2 separate regions of the Homo sapiens genome follow, and region 1 is linked to region 2. Evidence: read pairs that join two places in POLR2A ChIA-PET (ENCODE). Cell type or tissue: Caco-2. All regions are shown on one strand. Each heading gives the region's core, and the rest is flanking DNA. Links, peaks and the distances in the headings are about the cores only. Region 1 overlaps NKAPD1 (NKAP domain containing 1). Region 2 overlaps BCO2 (beta-carotene oxygenase 2).

The links. ChIA-PET counts read pairs that join two places held together with the same protein. Peaks named below come from ENCODE experiments on the same cell type or tissue, not always from the same donor. Only the 100,000 strongest peaks of a DNase experiment are listed, where the experiment ranks them.
Region 1: POLR2A ChIA-PET joins it to region 2 with 6 read pairs; 4 of 35 experiments call an interaction of 5 or more read pairs at or near these places.

The regions. Positions count from the first base shown.
Region 1 is chr11:112,075,889-112,083,494 of GRCh38, reverse strand. It overlaps NKAPD1 (NKAP domain containing 1), which reads right to left. Exons shown (of 6, transcript NM_018195.4): 3 at 5,180-5,280; 4 at 2,937-3,086; 5 at 1,460-1,513; 6 at 1-1,030. The coding sequence ends at 523. Among named protein-coding and RNA genes, the nearest start is that of NKAPD1, 5.4 kb to the right of the region's middle. In Caco-2, for the core only: no CTCF peak of the experiment used is centred there; no DNase peak of the experiment used is centred there.
Region 2 is chr11:112,189,045-112,206,064 of GRCh38, reverse strand. It overlaps BCO2 (beta-carotene oxygenase 2), which reads right to left. Exons shown (of 12, transcript NM_031938.7): 3 at 12,368-12,591; 4 at 12,071-12,186; 5 at 11,310-11,412; 6 at 6,238-6,366; 7 at 5,292-5,452; 8 at 3,875-4,042. Among named protein-coding and RNA genes, the nearest start is that of BCO2, 22 kb to the right of the region's middle. In Caco-2, for the core only: no CTCF peak of the experiment used is centred there; a DNase peak (open chromatin) is centred at 9,997.

The DNA.
Region 1 (7,606 bases), core at 2-4,001, 110 kb after region 2:
GATTAAGTAAACCGGACCACACCTGTGGGGTCAAAATATAGAAGGATCAAAGCACCAAGGCTAAAGACAAGTTAGTTGTGACACCTGCTATATAAACAGAGAGCAATACAGTGTTGCCTTGTCATACCATCCTACATGGCATTAGTTCCAATCCACCTCTTGATCCCAGCCCTTGACTTCCCCAAATTCAATATTCCGATTGGTGTACCCAGGTCACTATTGGATCCAGCTTTCTGGGTCCTTTAATTTGCTGTATATGCACTCTACACTAAACGTAATTAATTGCAAAAAAAAATAATCTCTTCAAGAAACCTTCATAACAAAATACCAGATTCCCTTTTAACAAGAAAAGGGGATCAAGCTTAACGCCAAAATAGAAGACAAGACGTCTGTCAGAACATACAGATGGCACAAGACAGCTCTGACCTCAGGCCCCGTGCTGAACAAGAGTCACTGGCAAAACCACAAGGAGTAAGAACTGTAAATATCCACAGTCATGTGGAAAACAAAAGTGTTTCCCATTTAGTCATCCTCTGAGCTCTCAGCAGACCTTTCATCTGTAGCTACTTTCCAATTTGTGCGTTTGTTTGTCCTCTCCTGTATTTCATTGTTGGCTACAGAGGTATGGGCTTTTTTCTCTCTCTTTTTCCTTTTGGTTTTCTTAGTGTCTCTTTCCTCACTTTCCTCAGAACTGCTGGATGCTGAATCATCTGAATGTGAAGTGTTACTTTCTGCCTCTAAGAATAAAGCAGGTTTTTTGAGAGACTTTTTCCTGGATTTTTTCTTGCGTTTATGTGGTTGTTTCCCTTTCCTTGTACCAGAAGCCCCAGTTTCTTCTGAGAACTCACTCGAGGAATCTGCTGTTATATCTGTGGCTTCCTTTTTGCTTTTCTTCTGTTTTTTGTGTGACCTTTTTTTCTGCTTTTTTTTGTGGGATTTCTTTGACTTCTTGTGTTTGCGGGATTCATGGGTAGATGACTTTACCTGGGGAGATGTTTTCTTCCCGTTGGTAATATCTTGCTGATCACTACTAATAAGAAAAGTTAAAAAATAGAAGCTTTTATGTAAAAAAAAAGCGTATTATTTTAATATTTTGCATTCTAGATTAAAAAATTGAGGTTAACATCTGAATTTTAAATAAGCACTTTAATGTATACTTTAACACTTTAATATTCTCATTGAGTTTTTGTTTCCTCATCTTTAAAATGAAGGTAAAAATTCTAAGCTGCCATACTGAGTTACTGTATGGAATACTATATATAAAAACCAAAATGCTTACAGACATGCCAAACATCAACCAGAGAATGGGAAAACAGGGATCACCTCCTAACTAAATCACCTATTGTTTCTCTAGCTACATTTTTGATGGCAAGTATATTCTTCGTAAAAGTTAAGAAATCAATTTATAATACAGATTTTGTACCATCTTAGTTTCTTTCAGTAAGCCTATTTTCCTTACCTGTCTGTTTCAAATTCTTCAGGGTATAACTCTTTATAACCACTGTGACCCCATCTGTAATATGACACATCACATGTATTGTTAAAGCAATGCATACATTTTTGGAAATTAAAGCAACATTAGAAAGACTTTGGAGTACATGCATACACAAACATAAACACAAAGTAGAGATATGGTAGAACCAAGCCCCCATTATAGCTCAGTAACAGCTACATTTCCTGTACTGTACACTATCACTTCAGACATACAAGATTATTTTGTCCATTTGTAAGAGAACTTGCCATTGCTTTCCTTAAGAAACACTAACGAACTCTTACACTCTGCTCTTTAGCTATGAAGCACTTTTCCAAAAACACTTCATAATATCATGCTGTCTACATGGGGACAATTTTTTTTTTTTTTTTTGAGATGGAGTCTCACTCTTGCCCAGGCTGGAGTGCAGTGGCGTGATCTCAGCTCACTGCAACCTCCGCCTCCCGATTTCAAGTGATTCTCCTGCCTTAGCCTCCCGAGTAGCTGGGACTACAGGCACATGCTACCATGCCTGGCTAATTTTTGTATTTTTAGTAGAGATGGGGTTTCATTATGTTGGCCAGGCTGGTCTCAAACTCCTGACCTCATGGATCTGCCCGCTTTGGCCTCCCAAAGTGCTGGGATTACAAGCATGAGCCACCGCGCCCAGCCTTATTATTATTTTTTTCTTTTTTTCTTGAGACAGAGTCTCACTCAGTTGCCAGGCTGGAGTGCAGTGGTGCAATCTCGGCTCAACTGCAACCTCCACCTCCTGGGTTCAAGTGATTCTCCTGCCTCAGCCTCCCGAGTAGCTGGGACTACAGGCGCATGCCACCACGCCCGGCTAATTTTTGTATTTTTAGTAGAGCTGGGGTTTCACCATGTTGGCTAGGATGGTCTCAATCTCTTGACCTCGTGATCCGCCCGCCTCGGCCTCCCAAAGTACTGGGATTACAGGCATGAGCCACAGCACCTGGCCTATTTTTTTTAAATAACAACTTTATTGAAGTATAATTCACATATCATGGCATTCAAAGTGTAGTGCCTCCAGCCCAGGGCAATCACTAATCTGCCTTCTGTCTCTATGGAATTGCCTACCACATAAATGGAATCATACAGTTATGTATGGACATAGTACATAAATAGAATCATACAATATGCGGTCTTTCGTGACTTGGCTTCTTCCTTCTCACTTAGCATGATGTTTTCAAGGCCACGTTGTAACATGTATCTGTACTTCATTTCTTTTACTGCCAAATAATATTCCATTGTATGGATATATCGCATTTTGTTTACCCATTCATCAGTTGACAGACATTTGGATTACTTGGCCATTATTTTTTGGGGCCATTATTAATAATGCTGGTATGAACTTTTGTACACAAGTTTTTTGTGGGGACAATTAATTTTGATAAGTACACGTTCTCAGGCCAAATATTAATGCTCACAGGAATTAATCACAAACCTGTCTGGCATGTTTGCTTCATAATCATAGAACTTTTTATTCCAGGATTTAGCCTTAAGAAAATCATCTTCCAGTGTCCCAGAAATTTCATTCTTTGGCCTCCAATAGTATCTTTGACTTTCTTCATCAAAACCATCACTGCGCATCCGGCTAAAAGAGAAAGCAGAAGAACTTTTAGATGTAAAAGCAATCTGTGAGTTTACTTTATGGAACATCATGCACAAAACTCATGGAACAAGCTGAGGGGGAAGGAAACAACATGATACTGTTTAAAAAAAAAAAAAAAAAAGGCAAAGACATTATCTGCTCCTCTCTATACATTTGTGAAGTCCAGTGGAAGAAATCTGACCAGGCCTAGTGCAGTAGCTCATGCCTGTAATCCCAGCACTTTGATTATCTGTTCCTCTGTACATTTGTAAAGTCCAGTGGAAAAAAATCTGACCAGGCCAGGTGCAGTGGCTCATGCCTGTAATCCCAGCACTTTGGGAGGCCGGGGCGAGTGGATCACTTGGGGTCAGGAGTTCAAGACCAGCCTGGGGGACATGGTGAAACCCTGTCTCTGCTAAAAATACAAAAAAAGTAGTTAGGTGTGGTGGCACACGCCTATAGTCCCAGCTACTTGGAAGGCTGAGGCAGGAAAATTGCCTGAACCCGGGGAGGCAGAGGTTGCAGTGAGCCCAGATCATGCCATTGTACTCCAGCCTGGGCAACAGAGTGAGACTCCGTCTCAGGAAAAAAAAAAAAGAAAAAAAGAAAAAAATCTGACCATTAGTACCCATCCTATTGCAAAGCATAGAGAGATGAAATCAACTCTGGACTATGTCATGTGATAGTTCACTCGCTGATTCTCAACTAGGAGGGCATGCAAAGAGGGAAGCAGAACATAATCATAGCAAGGGACACTTCAAACTACCCTAGAGATTCTGAAATACACTTCCCTCTGTGCAAACCAGCAACTTACTATAGAGAGGTCCCAATAACAGTGGGAACAAGGTCTAACCCATGGGAATACTGGAGTAGGAAAAAAGTTGAGAACCACTGATCCAGCTTCTGTTTACCATTTCTACTAACTAGCCAGTAAGCTGCTAATCGGTTATCAAAAATTTTTAAGGGGCCAGGTCCAGTGGCTCACGCCTGTAATCCCAGCACTTTGGGAGGCCGAGGTGGGTGGATCACTTTGAGCTCAGGAGTTCAAGACCAGCCTGGCCAACATGGTGAAACCCTGTCTCTACTAAAAATACAAAAATTAGCCAGGCGTGGTGGCAGGTGCCTGTAATCCCAGCTGATTGGGAGGCTGAGGCAGAAGAATTGGCTGAATCCAGGAGGCGGAGGTTGCAGTGAGCCAAGACCACACCATTGCACTCCAGCCTGGGTAACAAAAGCGAAACTCCATCTCAAAAAAAAAAAAAAAAAAAAATTGTAAGGGCCTCCTATGTACCAGGTACTGGTCTAGCTGGCAGGAATATAGCAGCAAATGAGAAAATCACAAGCCCTGCTCCTAAAGAGTTTAAGTATTTCTTATATATGTAGCTCTTACACTTACAAGCGTGTAAGGATCTTCCCAATTATTCAAGCATTCCTAGGCCTCTCCACAAGGAAGATAACTAAGCCTGCATAATCCTTCATATTTACACTCAAGCTATTAAGGTAATGTGAAAAGGCTGTTGATCTGGTGAAGAGGGTGAATAGACAGGGTGAAGAAAAGTCTGAGGCCAGGCAAGTGGCTCATGCTTATAATCCCAACACTGGGAGGTTGAGGTGGGAGGACTGCGTGAGCCCAGGATTCTATACCAGCCTGGGGAACACAGCAAGACACCACCTCTACAAAAAAAAAGTAGCTAGGCATAGTGGCATGCACCTGCAGTTCCAGCTACAAAAAGAAAAGCCTGAAAGAATGAAAGATTAATAGAGAATAGAATGACTGATCAGCTTAGTGACCACAAGATTCCAGTATAAAATCTTCAGTTAAAAGCTATCAGGTAAGGTTAGAATCCACAGAACCCTACACATTCATAATTGTTCAGGTAGAATTTTTTAACTCTCCATTGTAAATAAGTACAAAGAGCAGGGCCATATGCGTCACAGCCATTATCTTTATGCCTGGGTCTAGATTTACGAAAGAAGGAAGGCTTAAGGACTCACAGAACTGAATTTATCCTTAATATACCAAAGTATTTTTAAACAAAAGTTGATGATTCTGAAAAAGATGAGAATTATTTTAGTTCTCAGAGCTGCAACTTCACCTTGAACTGCTGGGTAGCATTTTCCTTTTGGTCCCCCGGTAAGCATCTTCCATCTGTTTTTCCAGTTCTCTTATTTTCCACATATCTGATTCCTCCTGAATCTAGAATTTTTAAAAAGGAAATAAAAATAAGTTACTAAAAATAACTTTACATTACAGAAAAGTAACTAACTGGCCGGGCACAGTGGCTCACACCTGTAATCCCAGCACTTTGGGAGGCCAAAGCAGGCAGATCATGAGGTCAAGAGTTTGACACCAGCCTGACCAACATGGTGAAACCCCGTCTCTAATAAAAATACAAAAATTAGCCGGGCGTGGTAGCATGCACCTGTAATCCCAGCTACTCAGGAGGCTGAGGCAGGAGAATCGCTTGAACCCTGGAGGCAGAGGTTGCAGTGAGCCGAGATTGCACCACTGCACTCCAGCCTGGGCGATGGAGTGAGACTCTGTATCAACAAAAAAAGAAAAAAAAAAAAAAGCAACTAACTGAAAATACAATCTGACTAATTATTGGGCTACAGACTGGGCTATGATCAGGAACCTGGAAAACAAATTGGTTTCTCTAGAAAGTGGCTGAACAGTCCAATCCAGTAAATCTCAAATATGTGGAAATCTTCCCCAATAGAATTTTTAAACCGCTGCACAGACAAACATCACCTTATCAATCTTGCAATTATGCTGCGATTAGCAAATGATAATGCCACATTTCCAAAATGCAATATGATTTTAATTATATCATCTCAATTGAACCTTAAGCAATCTCATGAGGAAAATATAGCAGCTACCATTATTACATTTTACTGTAAAGAAACAAAAGCTCAGAGATTTTAACAAAGTCAAAAAACTAGTAAGGACAGGTCTTTAAACTCCCTAAGCTAAATCTCTTCTGGTAATATTATAATTTTTGTCAAAAATAAAATAAAATAAAATAATCAGTATGGCTGCTAGGGAATTTCTTGAAAAGCAGAATGTGATTACCCAAAGAACACATTTTATTTCTAAGTCTTCCTGCATAATTTCATTAGATCTGTGCTAGATTTATCTTTTTCTAGCTACCATTTTAAATCTAAGCTTACTATATAACTAGGGGCAGGTTAACATAATTGCATAGGCAGCTCGGGTAACAGTTTTACCCTCGCCCATAATTTTAAAAATCAGGTGATATGATAATAATAATATGATCAAACCAAAAGTAGTACAGTTTACTGAAGAAAACTAAACCAGGGGCCTTGGCCCTCTTTTCATTATATGTGCTCTCCTAGGTGACCTCATCTACTCTCATGACCTCTTATCATCAACCTATACATCAATAATCCCGAAACCTTTATGTCCAGCCCCAACTTTTCTCCTCTACTCCAAGTCTGAATTTTCAACTGCTTGGACATCCTATAAGCACCTCACCATCAACATGTTGAAAACCAAACTAATTACCTTTCCTATCATAATTGTCCCATTTTTTGTTCTTTATCTCAATTAACAGAATTGTCATCATCTACCCAGTCACATAGGTGGTTACACAGTTGACCTTGAACAACAGGAATCTCAACTGTGCAGGTCCACTTATCCTCAGATTTTCTTCCACCTCTGCCACCTGTAAGATAGCAAAACAAGTCCCTCTTCTTCCTCCTCAGCCTACTCAATGTGATTTTCTTAATGAAATGTTGTTTTCTCTAGCTACTTTACTATAAGAATACAGTATATAATACATGTAACATAAAAAATATGTGTTAATCCACTGTTTATGGTATCGCTATGGCTTTCAGTCAGTAGTAGGCTATTGGCACTTACATTTTGAGGGAGTAAAAAGTTATACATGGATTTTCGACTATGCAGGGGGTTGATGCCCCTAGCCCCTGCATTGTTCAAGGGTCAACTGAATTAGATTCCATTCTTATCATTATAATCTAATTAGCCACCAACTTCTTTGGATTCTATCTCCTAAATTCCTCTTCTTCATCCCTGCTGTCACTAATTTCATGCGAACCCTCATCATCTCTCACCTGTAATACTGCAATTGCCTCCTAATTACTCTCCCTTCTGTATCTCCCCATCTGATTCATTCCCTACCCAGCTGACAAACCATCTTTCTAAAATATAACTATGATCATGCCACACCCTGTTTAAAAACATTTGATGGCTTCTTTATTGCCTAGAGGAAGAAGTCTCAGCTCCAAACATCACAATCCAACTCTAATTACCACTGAGGCCTTATCTTCTGCCACTATCCCCTACCTTCCCTGCTTTCTGGATAAATTTCTTGCCATGCCCCAAGTGATTAATGCTCTTTCTCGTTGCCATATTAATGCATGATGCTGTCTATCCAGAATGATATTTCATACCTGGTAAACGTATACCTATTCAAGAACCAGTTCAAAGATCAGCAGCTGAAATACCACTAATTCTGTAAAATCTTTTCTAATTCCCCAGT
Region 2 (17,020 bases), core at 7,602-11,601:
GAAGTGACAGCCTTGTGTGTGATCTTTTCTGTCTTCCCCAAGTTTGCATTTTCAATATTAAAGTTTACTTTTTAATTAAAAGTTAAAAATAAATTAATTAATTAATTAATTAAAAATAAATAAAAAATGGGCAATGGACCTGAACAGTCATTTCTCCAAAAATAGAGGCCAGGTGTGGTAGCTCACACTTGTAATCCCAGCACTTTGGGAGGCTGAGGCAGGAGGATCACTTGAGCCCAGAAGTTTGAGAAAAGCCTTGGCAACATAACAAGGCCCCTGTCTCTACAAAAAAGTTTTAAAAATATTAGCTGAGTGTGGTGCCATGCACCTGTAATCCCAGCTACTTGTGAGGCTGAGGCAGGAGGATCATGCATGCCCAGGAGTTTGACAGCAGCCTTGGCAACATAATAAGACCCTGTCTCTACAAAAAAGTTTTTAAAATATTAGCTGAGTGTGGTGCCACGCACCTGTAGACCCAGCTACTTGGGAGGCTGAGGCAGGAGGATCACGTGTTCCCAGGAGTTTGAGGCTTCAGTGAGCTATGATCATGCCACTGCACCCAGCCTGGGCAACAGAGTGAGATCCTGTCCCTAAAAGAATAAAATAAAAAATAAAATAAAATTTGAAAGTCCAATAGGCATATAAAAAGGTGCTCAACATCACTAACCATAAGGGAAATACAAATTAAAACCACTATATAAAACCTCACACTCATAAGGATGGCTATTATCAAAAAGACAAGAGATAACAAATGTTGGCAAGGGTGTAGAAGAAAGGGAACTCTAGTACATTGTTGGTGGGAATATAAATTGGTACAGCCATTATGAAAAACAGTATAGGAGTTCCTAAAGAAATAAAAAATACAGATGACCCTTGAACAACACGGAGTGGGGTAGAGGTGCCAACCCCCTACATAGTCGAAAATCCACACATAACTTTTGACTACTCAAAAATTTAACTACTAATAAACTATTGTTGACTGGAAGCCTTACCAATAACATACAGTTAATTAACACATATTTTGTATTTCATATGTATTATATACTGTATTATTACAATAAAGCAAACCAGATAAAAGAAAATAAGAAAATGTTATTAAAGGCTGGGTGTGGTGGCTCAAGCCTGTAATCCCAGAACTTTGGGAGGCCAAGGTGGGCAGATCATCTGAGGTCAGGAGTTCGAGAGCAGCCTGGCCAATATGACAAAACCCCATCTCTACTAAAAATACAACGGGCATGGTGGCAGATGCCTGTAATCCCAGCTACTCGGGAGGCTGAGGCTGGAGAATTGCTTGAACTGAGGAGGCGGAGGTTGCAGTGAGACGAGATCACGCCATTGCACTCCAGTCTGGGCAACAAGAGCAAAACTCTGTCTCAAAAAAAATAAAATAAAATGCTACTAAAAGTCATAAGGAAGAGCAAATATATTTACTATTCATTAAGTGGTAGTAGATCATCATAAAGGTCTTCATTCTCATTGTCTTCACATTGAGTAGTCTGAGGGGGAGGAAGAAGAGGGGTTGGTCTTGCTATCTCAGGGGTGGAGAGGTAGAAGAAAATTTGCATATAAGGACCCATGCAGTTCGAATCCATGTTGTTCAGGGTCAACTGTACAACATATGACCCAGCAATCCCTCTCCTGGGTATATACTCAAATGAGATGAAATCACCACCTCATGAAAATAGCTGCATTCTTACGTTCATTGTAGCATTATTCATAACAGTCAAGAAACAGAAACAACCTAAATACCCATTGACAGATGAATGGATAAAGAAAATGTGATATATACACACAATGGAGTATTACTCAATCTTAGAAAAGGAGATCCTGACGTCTGCTACAACATGGATGGACCTGGAAGACATTATGTTAAGTGAAACATCCAGACACAGAAAGAAAAATATTCTATGAGGCAGGGCGCTGTGGCTCACGCCTGTAATCCCAGCACTTTGGGAGGCCAACGCAGGCAGATCACCTGAAGTCAAGAGTTAGAGACCAGCCTGGCCAACATGGTGAAACCTGGTCTCTACTAAAAATACAAAAATTAGCCAGACATGTTGGTATGTGCCTGTAGTCCCAGCTACTCGGGAGGCTGAGGTAGGAGAATCACTTGAACCCGGGAGCAGAGGTTGCAGTAAGCCGAGATCGCGCCACTGCACTCCAGCCTGAGTGGCAGAGTGAGACTCCGTCTCAAAAAAAAAAGAAAAGAAAAAAAAATTGCATGATCTCATTTTTATGTGGAATTTTTTAAAGAAAATCTCAAATACACAGAGAAAGACAATGAAACAGTGGTTACCACCAGAGGGGAGGGGAAGGCAAAGACAAGATGTAGCTCAAAGGATACCAAACAGTAGATATGTAGTATGAACAAGTCTAGAGGTCTAACGTACAAACGTAAGAAATAAAGTTAATAAGATTGTATTCTATCAGAGATTTTTGTTAAACAAGTAGATTTTAACTGCTCTTGTCACACAAAAAAGTAACATGTGAGATGATAGATATGTTAATCTGCCTCACTATACTAACCATTTTAATATTTACATGTATCCCATAACATCATGTTGTAAACCTCAAATATATACAATGAATTTTATTTTTAAAACAAGAACAAAAACAAAACCTGATAAATGGATTCTAAAATTTATAGACATGCAAAAGGCCATGAAAAACCCAGGCAATCTTAAAACAGAAAAGAGATAAACAACCACAGATGTCAAGACCCACCATAAAGCTATAAGTAAGCTTAGTAAGGCATAAGTAAACTTAATAAGTACTATTTTACAAACATTTAAAAAGACAATTATAGCTAAAAAATAAAGCTACAGCTAGAAACAATGTATATTACATAATTCAAGGAAAAACTTTACCTTGGATTCAGCATCAGGAAAAAGTGAATCCCTTCAACTAGGTGGACTGATTGACGGTCTACTTTGCTATTCCTTCTAGCAAACTTTGGTGCTTAAGTGTAATAAGGAAATAAGGAACTATCACATATGCTTTTTTTTTTTTTTTTTGGAGATGGAGTCTTACTGTGTTGCACAGGCTGGGGTGCAGTGGTGCGATCTTGGTTCACTGCAACCTCCACCTCCTGGGTTCAAGTGATACTCCTGCCTGAGGCTCCCAAGTAGCTGGGATTACAGGCACCCACCACCACATCTGGCTAATTTTTGCATTTTTACTAGAGACGAGGTTTCACCATTTTGGTTGTCCAGGCTGGTCTCAAATTCCTGAGCTCAAGTGATCTGCCTGCCTCAGCCTCCCAAACTGCTGGGATTACAAGCGTGAGCCACCGTGCCCAGCCACATATGCTTTTAAACACATATCTTGGCTCTCTTTGCCATGTTTCTTACTTATTAGGTATTAAATAAGCTATTTCAAATTATTTTTAATATTAAATAAATGATGAAGCTGTGTCTTCAATGCTTTAAAACTACTCTCTCTCATTATTTGCCACAAGGAGACAAGAGAAACACGTAATTCCTAGGTCAGGCATGGTGTCTCATGCCTGTAATCCCAAGACTTTGGGAGGCTGAAGCAGTCAGATTACTCGAGGTCAGGAGTTCGAGACAAGTCTGGCCAACATGGTGAAACCCATCTCTACAAAAAAATTAAAAATTAGCAGGGCATGGTGGTGCGTGCCTATAATCCCAGCTACCCGGGAGGCTGAGGCACAAGAATCTCTTGAACCTGGGAGGTAGAGGTTGCAGTGAGCCGAGATCGCACCATTGCACTCCAGCCTGGGTGACACAGCAAGACTCAGTCTCAAAAGAAAAAAGAGAGAGAGAGAGAGAGAGAAACATGTAATTCCAAAGCCAAAGCCAGATCTTGGAGTTCAAAATTATTTTGATGACTCTTGACAAATTCTAATGTTTACCTGATCAAGCCCTTCCCCAGCCTTCCTGAGATTCTGTAACTGGTAAACTTCTAGGGTTCTTCCATTATCTTGACAGCACAAATCAATTATAACACAGCCCTGGTCCTCAAAGGCATTGATTTGATGAAATGTAACAAAAGGTTTGCTGTAGTATCTCCCTGGAAGGAGCTGCAGGGGAAAACACAAACAATGAAAAAAATTTTTTTTAGTTTTCTTCTTTTTCCCTTTCCTTTAGGAAACAGGTCCAAAAAGTTCAAAATAAGAAAATTAGAAAGATTTTCCCCTCTGAAGTGGCAGGTCCAGTATATATAAAAGTAGAATACAGAATGTAGAAGCAAATATGCTTTGATTTAAACATTGCTTGCTTAAGCAATGAACTGGGTCTATTTGATATAGACCAATCAATTGTTATAACGAACTTAAAATCCCTCATGAAATATAGCCCAATGTTTTGAGTGATATGTAAATCTTGGACTCTAACTGCATGGTTAAATAGAAAATATTGCTACTCAGTATACTGATGATAAATTCAAAGACTAATTTTTTTTAAGGTGCAGTCATTACTAAATTTTTTTTTGTAATGAGATCCAGATAGAGTAAATTTAAGATACTATCTCTTTAGAGAGGTAAAAAGTAGGCAAATATAATAGCATTATGAATCAGGAGTATAAAAAGATATTCAATCAACATGCTTAGACTTTAGTAGGATTGTCATAGTCACATATTAAGAAGCCAGAGAATTGGGCCAGACGCAGTGGCTCACGCCTGTAATCCCAGCACTTTGGGAGGCTGAGGCAGGTGGATCACGAGGTCAAGAGATCGAGACCATCCTGGCCAATATGGTGAAACCCTGTCTCTACTAAAAATAGAAAAAAATTAGCTGGGTGTGGTGGCACACACCTGTAGTCCCAGCTACTCGGGAGGCTGAGGCAGGAGACTCACTTGAACCCGGGAGGTGGAGGTTGCAGTGAGCTGAGATCTCCCCACTGCACTCCAGCCTAGTGATAGAGCAAGACTCCATCTAAAAAAAAAATCTCAAAAAAAAAGGAAAAAGAAGCCAGAGAATCAACTAATTAAAGTATTACTGCAAAAATTACAGAAGATTTCTGCACGAACAACACCCTCTTTAGCAACTATTATGATATGGAAAAAGTCCATGCTAAGAGAGTTTCCTGGATGCCATTTTAATTGAATCAGATCATTAAAAAGATAAAATCATTTCCTATAATTCTCTAATATGCAAAATCCATCGTACTAATTAATAAGTAGCTAGCTCAACCTATAGAAGAAGGTAATATCCTTGATTAAAAGTGTCTTATGCACTTTTAACCAGGGAAGATTTTTAAAAAATCAACTATATGGAAATTTGCCTTTGTTTCCAACAATTTTCATGATAAATATACTCAAAATACTCCACCTGTCCAGTGCGTTTTTCCACCACATGAAACCGCGTATTACACTGGGGTTCCCAGCTTATCCCATCTGAAAAGGCCTTTCCCCGAATTTTAGAAGTGGCAATTTTCCACAGGTTCATCTTTAGAGGTTGTTCAATGAAAATTATATAGTTCCTTGTCATTCCTAAAAGGTTCCAGCAAACAATAAAAATGTTATTTGGCAAACTAGAGTTGTCTGAAATGTGCCAGTTATGGGGACTTGTCTGAATGCCTGGACACGTTACTGATGCCCTAAACAAATGCCAGCCAGAAATACATGTTTACTGTCTCCCAGCTTTACTATACGTATTTCCTGTTCCTTTATAAAAAAGGGAACTGCTTAGAATAGCTTGGGTTGCATGTTCTCAGCTTGCTTTTTATCTTTTTTTCCTTTTCTTTTCTTTTTAAATTATTTGGTTTAGGAACAAAGTAAAAAAGTATAGTATTAAAGTGTCCTTTATGATCTTTACATGTATCCTTTAATCCTTTTCCTGCTTATACTGGGGGTAAGAATCTAGAAGCAGTTTGGCTATAATGATTTAAAGTACAGAAAATAAATATTCTGAGTAAAAGCTGAATCAACCTATATAGAATATGAATTTCCCCAAAAAATATAGTCAAGACAACATTTTCATGTATGATTACTATTTGTGGGCTTTAAGGTTGCCTAAAATTTTAAATTATATCAATTAATTTTTTAGTAATTGCTTATACTAAAGCAACTACAGTATATCTTTTCAAGCAGTCAGCTGGCTAGGGTCAGGAGTATGTGACTAAACAGAATAACCTTACCTGGCATCAAAATGCAACCTTGGTCTCATTATCACCATAGCGTGATAAACTATTAACATAACATTTGCCAGACTAGTCCTTCTGCTACAGCAACATCAAGGCAGAGCCCACTGAAATTTGCCTTATCTCTGGACTCACCAAAGCTATGGTAGTAAGAAGGTTTCCCTTTCTCTGTAGAAGCAATAGAACATATCACCTGGACTCCATGGATTGTCTCCCCAAGGTCCACCTTCTCTGGAGGAACCCGAATAACCTTATAGGAGAAACCTGAAAAATGAAAAGTCCTATCTTACCTGTTTTACATATATTCTAGATTAAAAGACAACCCTTGCACTTGTGGACTTGCCAAAAGCAATTAAGAGATTTATGCAATATGTGTGACACTCTTATTTCCTGAAGGGTTATTTCAAACAAAGATCTGGATCTTAAAAATGTTAGCTCTATGAAAATAATTAGCTAACGTTTTGAAACAGACATCCAAAGTGATCAACCAATGATTCATTGTACTATAATGCTAACTTCATCTCTAATTCGTAGGAAACATTAAGATAGCAGCCAAGCACTGTTCACAATAGCAAAGACTTGCAACCAACTCAAATGCCCATCAATGATAGACTGGACAAAGAAAATCTGCCACATATACACTATGGAATACTATGCAGCCATAAAAAAGGATGAGTTCATGTCCTTTGCAGGGACATGGATGACGCTGGAAACCATCATTCTCAGCAAACTAACACAAGGACAGAAAACCAAACACCGCATGTTCTCACTCATAAGTGGGAGTTGAACAATGAGAACACATGGACACTGGGAGGAGAACGTCACACACCAGGGCCTTTCAGGGGGTGGGGAGCTAGGGGAGGGATAGCATTAAGAGAAATACCTAATGTAGATGACAGGTTGATGGATGCAGCAAACCACCATGGCATGTGTATACCTATGTAACAAACCTGCACGTTCTGCACATGTACCCCAGAACTTTAAGTATAATAATAAAAAAGAGCTATTATATAATGAGGTAAGGATTATAATGGACCTGTCTCATATGTATGGTGAATAGACAGGTCATAGAGTTGAAGTTCTTAAACTCAAAAAAAAAAAAAAGATAGCAGCCAGGAATATCCTCAAATTCTGTTCCTTTACTCCCTTCCCCTATTCCAACAACTACAGTCTCCATTTGCACTCATGTCCAACTCCTTCCCTCCAGCCCTCTGGACCCCTAGCTAGGGTCACTCTGGGTTCCATTTCATCCTTTCTCATCAACATTCTTTCATGCAATCATTCATCTGGCTATTGCTTACTGGCTCTTCAAGAATCAACGCAGATATCCACTCCTCAAGTAGTCTTCCCTGACTCCTCCCCACCCCAAAGGCACTTGGTGCCCCTATTGTATGTCCTCATTACATCCTCATAGTCATAGCACATATCTCATTGTATACAATTTTCTGCTTGTTTATCTGCTTTCCAGTACAGTTCTTTATTTATTTATTCTGCAACTACTACTTTTTGAGCACCTACTATATTCCAGACACCATTCTGAGTGTTCTTAGTACTATATTCTAGGCACTTGTATACAGAAATATGCAAAATAGACAAAAATCTCCCCCCTTCCTCCACTGGCTTCTTCTTCATTTTTTTTAGAGACAGGGCCTTGCACTATCACCCAGTCTGGAGTACAGTGGTGTGATCATAGCTCATTGCAGCCTCGAACTCCTGGTCTCAAGCAATCCTCCCACCTCATCTTCCCAAAGTGCTGTGATTACAGGTGTGAGCCACTGTGCTCAGACAAAATCTCTTATTTTGCCTTGTTGTTTTTCTTTTAAATCATATAATAAGTAAAAATACAATGTATCAGATGACAATGAGAACTATAATGGAAAATAAGCCAAGGAATAAGGATCAGGAGTGATCATATGAGGAGTAGGGGCTACTGTTTGCAACTTTAAATATGCTGGTCTGGAAAAGCTTCACTAAGTGGGTCATGTCTGAGTAAAGACCTAAAGGAGGTGAGGAAGAAAGCCTTGAGGATATCTGGGAGAAATGCATTCCAGGTGGAGGGAAGAGCAAATGCAAAAGTTCTCAGCCAGGAGCACGATTGGAGTGTTTAAGTATCAGCTAGGAGGCCAGTGTGGCCCTATCATGACAAGCGAGAAGGAGAGTCTAGGAGGTAAGCTCAGAGAAGTGGGTGTGGGTTAAAAGGATAACTCTGGTAACTCTGGTGTTACAGAGCTGAAAAGAAACTGAAGTGGGGCAAGGGCAGAATCAGGGCAACTAGTTGAGGGGCTATTGCAGTCATTCAAGTGAGAAGGGATAGTGACTCAAAGTAGAGTGGTGGCCATGGAGGTGGTGTGAAGTGGTTGGATTTTTGATATATTTTGAAGGCATTGCTGAAATTACTTCTTTTTTTTTTTTTTTGAGACAGGGTCTTACTCTGTCACTCAGGCTGGAGTGCAGTGGTGCAGTCACGACTCACTGCAGCCTCAACCTTCTGGTCTCAAGTGATCCTCCCACCTCATCCTCCTGAGTAGCTGGGACCACAGGCACATGCCACTATGTCTGGCTAATTTTTGTATTTTTTGTAGAGATGAGGTCTTGCTATATTGTCCAGGCTGGTCTCAACTCGTGAGCTCAAGCAATACACCCGCCTTGGCCTCCCAAAGTGCTGGAATTATAAGCATAAGCCACTGCACCTGACCCTGAAATTACTTTTTGATCAACTGATGTAAGAGATAAATGTAAAGGATGATTCCACAGTTATTGTCCTTAGCAACTGGAAAGATGGAGTTAGTATCTCCTGAGATGGGGAAGACTCATCTTAAGGAGAGAAAGAAATAAGCCAGGCACAATGGTGCATGCCTATAGTCCAGCTGCCTGGGAGGATGTCTTGAGCCCAGGAGTTCAAGTCCAGCCTGAGCGACATAGCAAGACCCCATCTCTAATCGAAGAAAGCAAAAGAAGAAGAAGGAAGAAGAAAGAGCAATGAGGGAGGGAGGGAAAGAAGGGAAGGGAAGGGAAGGGAAGGGAAGGGAAGGGAAGGGAAGGGAAGGAAGGAAAGGAAGGAAAGGAAGGAGAACAAGGAAGAGAGAGAAGGAGGAGGAGGAGGAAAGGAAGGAGAACAAGGAAGAGAGAGAAGGAGGAGGAGGAGGAGGAAAGGAGGAGGTGGTGGTGGTAGTTTAGAGGAAAATATCAGGAGTCTGGTTTTTGACAAGTTAATTTTGTAATGCCTATTAGACATCCTAGGAAGAATGCTGAGTAAGCAATTGGATATAAAATACTTGGGAGGTCTAGGTTGGGGATATAGATATGTTTTGAGAACCCACTACATACAAAACATCATGCTTTGTACAGTGATGAAAGAAATATTAGACAAGCTCTATAGTCCAAGAGTACTCTATTATTGTCTCTAATATTAGTCTGAAGAACATATTTTAAATAAGTATTAAAAACCAACTGGATTGATTAATGTTTACAGGATTTTTACAAATTTTAAAAAGCCTTTTAAAAATATCTAGAAAAGCTAAAACCAAAGCTTTTTACTTCCTAAAGGTAGCAATTACTAGCAAGCATTTTACTGTATTACAATGAGAATCACTAAGTTTCCCCCAAATGTCTATCAAGTAGTCAAGCTCCCTGCAGTTGCCTGCACATTAAGTTCCAGTTCATAAACTTCTCACTGAACCAAATAATCAAGTGAAGAAAAAAAAAAAAGTAGATTCAGTGTTCGTTGGGATTAGGAGAAGATAAAGAGATGAATTTCCTGTCTCAGCAACTGGATTACTCAATTCACGGAATTTAAACACATTAGTTAATGAGCTGTTCTAACTGCAAGTCTTGAAGACATTAGGTAAGACAAACAGACACCCAGGAAACACCCAGCAGAGGAATGTCCAGAAAGATTGGACCTGCCCAATACTGTCAGCTGAACTTTGCAAGACTCTCCAGGAGTTTGTATAAGGAGCAAACTGAGGCAAAGTAACAAGCACAGGCTCTCATGATGGGTGGCTGGGTTAATCGGTGAGATCCAGGGACCACTTGCACCAAGATCACCCAGAGACCATGTTAAAATGCAAATTCTTGGCCCCTTTTCAGTTCTACTAAACCGGAATCCCTGAAGATGAATGAAATCCAGATGATTCTATCTACATTCCAGATTATTGTTAGGCAATTAAAGGTTGAAAATCACAGATCTAGTTACTTTAATTTTAGAATATGTAATTCAGACCAGGCGCAGTGGCTCGCGCCTGAAATCCCAGCACTTTGGGAGACCGAGGCAGACGGATCACTTGAGGTCAGGAGTTCAAGACCAGCCTGACCAACGTGGCTGAAAACCCGTCTCTACTAAAAATACAAAAATTAGCCGGGCATGGTGGCAAGCACCTGTAATCCCAGCTACTCAGGAGACTGAGGCAGGAGAATCACTTGAATCTGGGAGGTGGAGGTTGCAGTGAGCTGAGATCGTGCCACGGCATTCCAGCCTGGGCAAGAGCGAGCCTTTGTAAAAAAAAATAAAAAATAAAAAAAAGTGTAATTGGCCAGGCACAGTGACTCACGCCTGTAATCCCAGCACTTTGGGAGGCCCAGGCGGGCAGATCACGAGGTCAGGAGACCAAGACCATCCCGGCCAACATGGTGAAACCTCGTCTCTACTAAAAACACAAAAATTAGCCAGGCATGGCAGAGGACACCTGCAGTCCCAGCTACTCCAGTGGCTGAGGCAGGAGAATCGCTTGAACCTGGGAGGCAGAGGTTGCAATGAGCGAGATTGCGCCACTGCACTCCTGCCTGGCAACAGAGCAAGACTCCATCTCAAAAAAAAAAAAAAATGTAGTTTAGAATGGTGAAATAGTATTTGTCATATTATGAATGAGTTACAAAGTTATCTACTTGGTTAACAGAGTTAATTTATTATAAAATTGATTTTTTTAATGATCAAGATAAGATAGATAGACCAAAAACTGCTGGGTTCATGGATCCATTTTGCTGAAATATTTTACTTAGAAGGATGTTTGCTGTTTCCTATAACAGCATTGAAGAATCCTCCTTATCTGAGATCAAGTAATAAAGAGGAGAGAGAGCTGGGTGTAGAGGTGTCCAGAGCACCCTCTCTCTACTTGTGCCAGTAAAAAACAAACCTGTAGTATTCATCTTTATATACACACCGTGCCTGGTCTCAATTATTTCTAAAAAGACCTTTATTGCAACTTTACCATATGGCCCAAAGGAGTTCCCCATATTGTATGCTGTTCCATCCAGGTCATAATGAGGATGTGCAGTTGCTCCATTCACAGCAATAAATTTGCTCCAATCTACCTGCAAATTTGAGACCACTGGAGATTTTTAATGGGCAGATCTCTATTCACATGCATAAATAGTAGAAATATCTAATGTTTTTAAAAATATGATAAGAAAACTGCAATGTAAGCCCTAATTTCTTGCCTCTGAGAAATAAAAATTATTTTTCCCACTAAAAAAAAGAAATCAAGATTAAAACAACAAACAAAAACACATCACCACTACTAACAACAAAACCACCCTGAATAAATTTGCCTAATATCACAGGAAAATTCAAAAGAAGCATAAGAATTAAAATTAAAAATCTAGTCTAAAATTTTCTTTTTAATTAACATGTTATGTGAAGGAAATACAGGTATAGACAACCTCCAGTCCAATACTAACCATAGCTAGGAAGAACACCCCAACTAGCCAAAGTAGATCAGTACTCTTCTATTTCTCCTTTACCCTAGCCTTCAGATATTAGGACTAAGGAAGGAGTTTAGAATTATATTTAAGGAAAACCAACCCAGAGGCCATCAGGCCAGAGAGTAAAGGTGACCTGCATCATGAATAACTTTCTTTTTGTGTAGTTAAGGCTTCAATTTCTTCTTGATATATACTACTCTAAAAAGTATTTCAAATGGAAAGAAATGTTAGGATCTATTTTATTCATTTTTTTTTACCTGTACTTTACCTTTTCTGTTTTTTCCAGAGTTTCAATGTCCACTTTATTCATAAAGTTGGTCTCAGTGCAGAGGTAGTAATCACCCTTGTACCGCACATAGTTGACATTAGTATTGTCAGTCATGGCTGAAACCAAACCCTAGAGTTATTTAAGTACCACAGCTTACTGTAGACGACGCTAAGCACACACTCAAAGGGAGAAAGCAGTTTCAACATCCTCTCACATACACAAAAAAATCTATTTTCAAGATTTATGTTTGTATAGATGGTTATATATCGTAATAGTTTAAATAATCATCACTATCACCTGCAGCTTTACCAGGCAGCTCAAACCTGGACATGAAACGTTCAAAAACATTCTTGCATGGATCCGGGAGAGCCAGTGTGCCAAATTCTGAGATCACAATTCGGTTTTTAGCACTGTTGGCCTTATATGTATCACTCTGTAGAAACTTGCTCCTGTATGTCACTGTGCCCTTTGCCATTCTGAACTGGTGAAGCAGCGCCATCCCATCAAACCAATGATTGTACCTTCAAACAGGAGAAAATAAATAAATATCAGTAAGAAAACATGAGATAAAAATGAGGGACAGAGTGATAGATCTTCATTTCAAATATAAAGATAAGGAAATGGGACAGGTTCCCAGCACAACCTGATTAGTCAGAGAACTTGAAATTGTGGGAGGAGAGCATTTTGGGTATATCCTAGGTATAAAAGGAAAGAATAGGCTGGGCGCGGTGGCTCACGCCTGTAATCCCAGCACTTTGGGAGGCCGAGGTGGGTGGATCACGAGGTCAGGAGATCAAGACCGTCCTGGCTAACGTGGTGAAATCCCATCTCTACTAAAAAATACAAAAAATTAACTGGGCATGGTGGCATGCGCCTGTAGTCCCAGCTACTTGGGAGGCTAAGGCAGGAGAATGGCGTGAACCTGGGAGGCGGAGATTGCAGTGAGCCGAGATCGCGCCACTGCACTTCAGCCTGGGCGACAGAGGGAGACTCTATCTCAAAAAAAAAAAAAAAAAGAATAATTTACATTCTCCTGACCCTTACCCCTGTCAAAAAAAAAAAAAAAAAACCTCACATTTTAGAAAACCCCTATTGTGGTGAATCCTAAGAAAATTCTAATCTTTACTCCACAGCTAAGATAATAGCATGAGAGGATATGGGATGGCTGATGTTTAACAAATCAGAATGAGCTCCAGGCCGGGCACAGTGGCTCACACCTGTAATCCCAGCAATTTAGGAGGCTGAGGCAGGTGGATTGCTTGAGACCAGCCTGGGCAACATGGCAAAACCCCGTCTCATTAAAAAAAAAAAAAAAAAGAAAGAAAGAAAAAGAACAAGTTCCTAAGCTTTTAGAAATAGTTATCTTCATATCTTATATGTATTAAAGTTTCCATTTACTTTACAATTTTTCAGCTTTATCAAGATTATGCTAAAGTAGACAAATAAGATAACTGTCCTTCCTAGATAATCATTTTTGTCCATATGATTACACTAGAAATGATCTACTTAAATAGTTAAACATTGAAAACTGTAAGGAAAAGTTTGTGGCTTCGCTTTTTAAATGGTTTATTATATGGTCTCTTCTTTCATATGCTTAACACATTGATTAACTGATTAACACATGTTAATCAGTTTAATTATTGGGTTCAGCTGAAGACCCTAAGAGGTAAGAGGGGAAATTTTGCCTCCCCAAACATATACTGGAATATTACTTATCCTTTAAAACAAAGGAAATCCTGTCACATGTTACAACATGAATGAACCATTGAGGACATTATGCGATATGAAATATGCCAGTCGTAAAAAGACAAATGCTGTATGATTCCACTTGTTAATCCACTTATATAAGGTATTTAAAGTAGTCAAGTTCATAAAAACAGAAAGTAGAATGGTGGTTAACAGGAGGAAGCAGGAAGGAGAAATAAAGAGTTGTTGCTTAATGAGTATAGAGATTCAATTTCACAAAATGAAAAAGTTCTAAAGATCTGTTTCATGACGAGATGAATATACTTAACACTACTTAACTGTTGTCTTAAAAATGGTTAGGATGGTAAATTTTATGTTATATGTATTTTACCAGAATTTTTTAAATTGCAGGAAAGAAAAAAGAAAAAGTCCTTCTTTAACCCAATGATTTGAGATGCCACTATTATCAGATACCTAAATTTCCCTAAGTTCCTGGGTTTACTTCTGGTCTTTCTATTCTATGTCATTCATCTATTGGTCTATTCTTGCACCAATATCACAATGTTTTAATTGTAAAGGTGTTATGGTGTATTTTAATATCTGGTAGGGCTAGTTGCTCCCTCTGAAAAAAAATTTATTGTTTTCTTGTCAATTCTTACATATTTATTGTGCTATATGAACTTTAGTATCAATTGGTCCAACTTTCTTAAACAGCTTGTTGGAATTTTTATTAAGATTGTATTAGATTTATAAATTGATTCAGGAGAACTGGGACATCTCTATGATGTTGAATCACTCTATTCAAGAACAGGGGATGGTCTTTACATTTGTTTGAATTTGTCTTCCAAGGGTGTTTTAAAGTTTGCATATTTCTAAATTCATTGCTAAGTATTTAATCTTCTTTGTTGCAATTGTAAATGAAGTTTCCCTACCATTATGTTCTCTGATTATTGTTTGCATATATGAAGGATATTATTTCAGTGTGTTAATTTTACATCCTATGACCTTACCTTTTATTGTTAAATTTAGTTTTATCATTGATCCTCTATGGTTTTCCAGGATTAATACATTATAGTAATATGATATAATAGTAATATTATATCATTTGCATAAAGAGATAATTTTACTTTACTAGTCCTTGTGTCTCTGGTCAATGTCTTTCATCTAATTGCATTGCTTACATCTGGTACAATGTTGAACAGTAGTGAAGATACTGACCATCCCTTCCTGTTTCTGGACTTGAAGAAAATACTGGTATATTTTCCAATGTAGTATTACTGCTTGTAGCACCAAGATATAATAGATAGAGATACATAAGATATTTATAATATATATTATATACATATACCAAGAGATATATATTAAGAAATACATGCATATAAAATCATATTTAGCAACTATCCAACAAATCCTACAAATCCTATTTTCTTTTCTTTTTTTTTTTTTTTTTTTGAGACAGAGTCTCACTCTGTCGCCCCAGGCTGGAGTGCAGTGGCACGATCTCAGCTCACTGCAACCTCTGCCTCCCGGGTTCAAGCAATTCTCCTGCCTCAGCCTCCTGAGTAGCTGGGATCACAGGCACGTGCCACCACACCCAGCTAATTTTTTGTATTTTTAGTAGATACGGGGTTTCACCATGTTAGCCAGGATGGTCTCGATCTCCTGACCTTGTGATCCACCCACCTCGGCCTCCCAAAGTACTGGGATTACAGGCGTGAGCCACTGCGCCCAGCCAAACCCTATTTTCTTAAGCAATTTTTAGGAAGAATGGATGTTAAATTTTCACAAAAGCTTTTTCAACATCTATGGAGATAATTCTGTGATTATTTTTCCTGGAACTTACTAATATGGCGTATTTGTATTGTATTAATGAATTTACTAATAATAAGCCTAACTTGTATTCTTGAAATTAATCCCACCTGATCAAAGTTAATTTTATTTTTTAATGTGGTATTGAATTCTGTTTCTTAACAAAATATTTATTAGTGTTATATTAGTATTATATATTTTGTACTTCTTTTTTAAGAGACAGGGTCTTGTTCTGTGGTCCAGGATGGAGTGCAGTGGCACTGTCATAGCTCACTGCATCCTCAATTCTGGGCTGAAGTGATCCTCCTGCCTCAGCCTCCCAAGTAGCTGGGACTACAGGGACACGCCCCCACACTTGGCTACTTTTTAATTTTTTTGTAAAGATGGAGTCTCACTATGTTGCCCAGGCTAATCTCAAGCTCCTGGCCTCAAGAAATCCTCCTGCCTCAGCATCCCAAAGTGCTGGGATTACAGGTGTCAGCCACGATATTTGGCCTATTTTGTACTTTATCGTGGATATTCGTAAATAATATTAGTCTGCAGTTTACTTTTTTCCATGATCTTTGTCATATTTAGATATTAATATGATGCTTCCTTTATAAAAACAATAGGGAAGTTTCCTTCATTTTTGATGCTCTGAAATAATTTATAAAGTATTGGGACTATCTCACATTTGAAGGTTTGGTAGAATTCATCTGTGAAATAATCTGGGCCTGGTAATTTTTTTGAGAAACATTTCCTTAATAAGGTTCCTATTTCTTCTAAAGAAACTGGTCTACTTAAAACTTCCCTCTCTGAGGCCAGGTGCTGTGGCTTACGCCTGTAATCCCAGCACTTTGGGAGGCCGAGGCAGGCGGATCACAAGGTCAGGAGATCAAGACCATCCTGGTTAACACGGTGAAACCCCTACTAAAAATACAAAAAAATTTAACCAGGCGTGGTGGCAGGTGCCTGTAGTCCCAGCTACTTGGGAGGCTGACACAGGAGAATGGCATGAACCCGGGAGGTGGAGCTTGCAGTGAGCCGAGATCGTGCCACTGCACTCCAACCTGGGCGACAGAGTGAGACTCTGTCTCAAAAAAAAAAAAAAAAAAATTTCCTTTTCTATCAATTTTGTTTAATTCTTTTTTATTTTTATTTTTGTAGAGACAAGGTCTGGCTAGGCTGCCCAGACTGGTCTCGAACTCCTTTCCTCAAGCAATCCTCCTGCCTCACCCTCCCAAAGTGCTGAGGTTATCCTGCCTTGAGCTCCCAAAGTGCTGGGATTACAGGCATGAGCCACCACACCTGGCCTCCATCAATTTTGGTAATCTGCTTTCCCTATAGAATTATCCATTTTATCAAGGCTTTCAAATGTATTTGCATAAAGGCCTTCAAAGTCTCTTGTAATTAATTTTTTTCTGCTTCAATTATTTCTTCTCCATTGTCATTTCATACTTTGTATGTTTGTGCCTT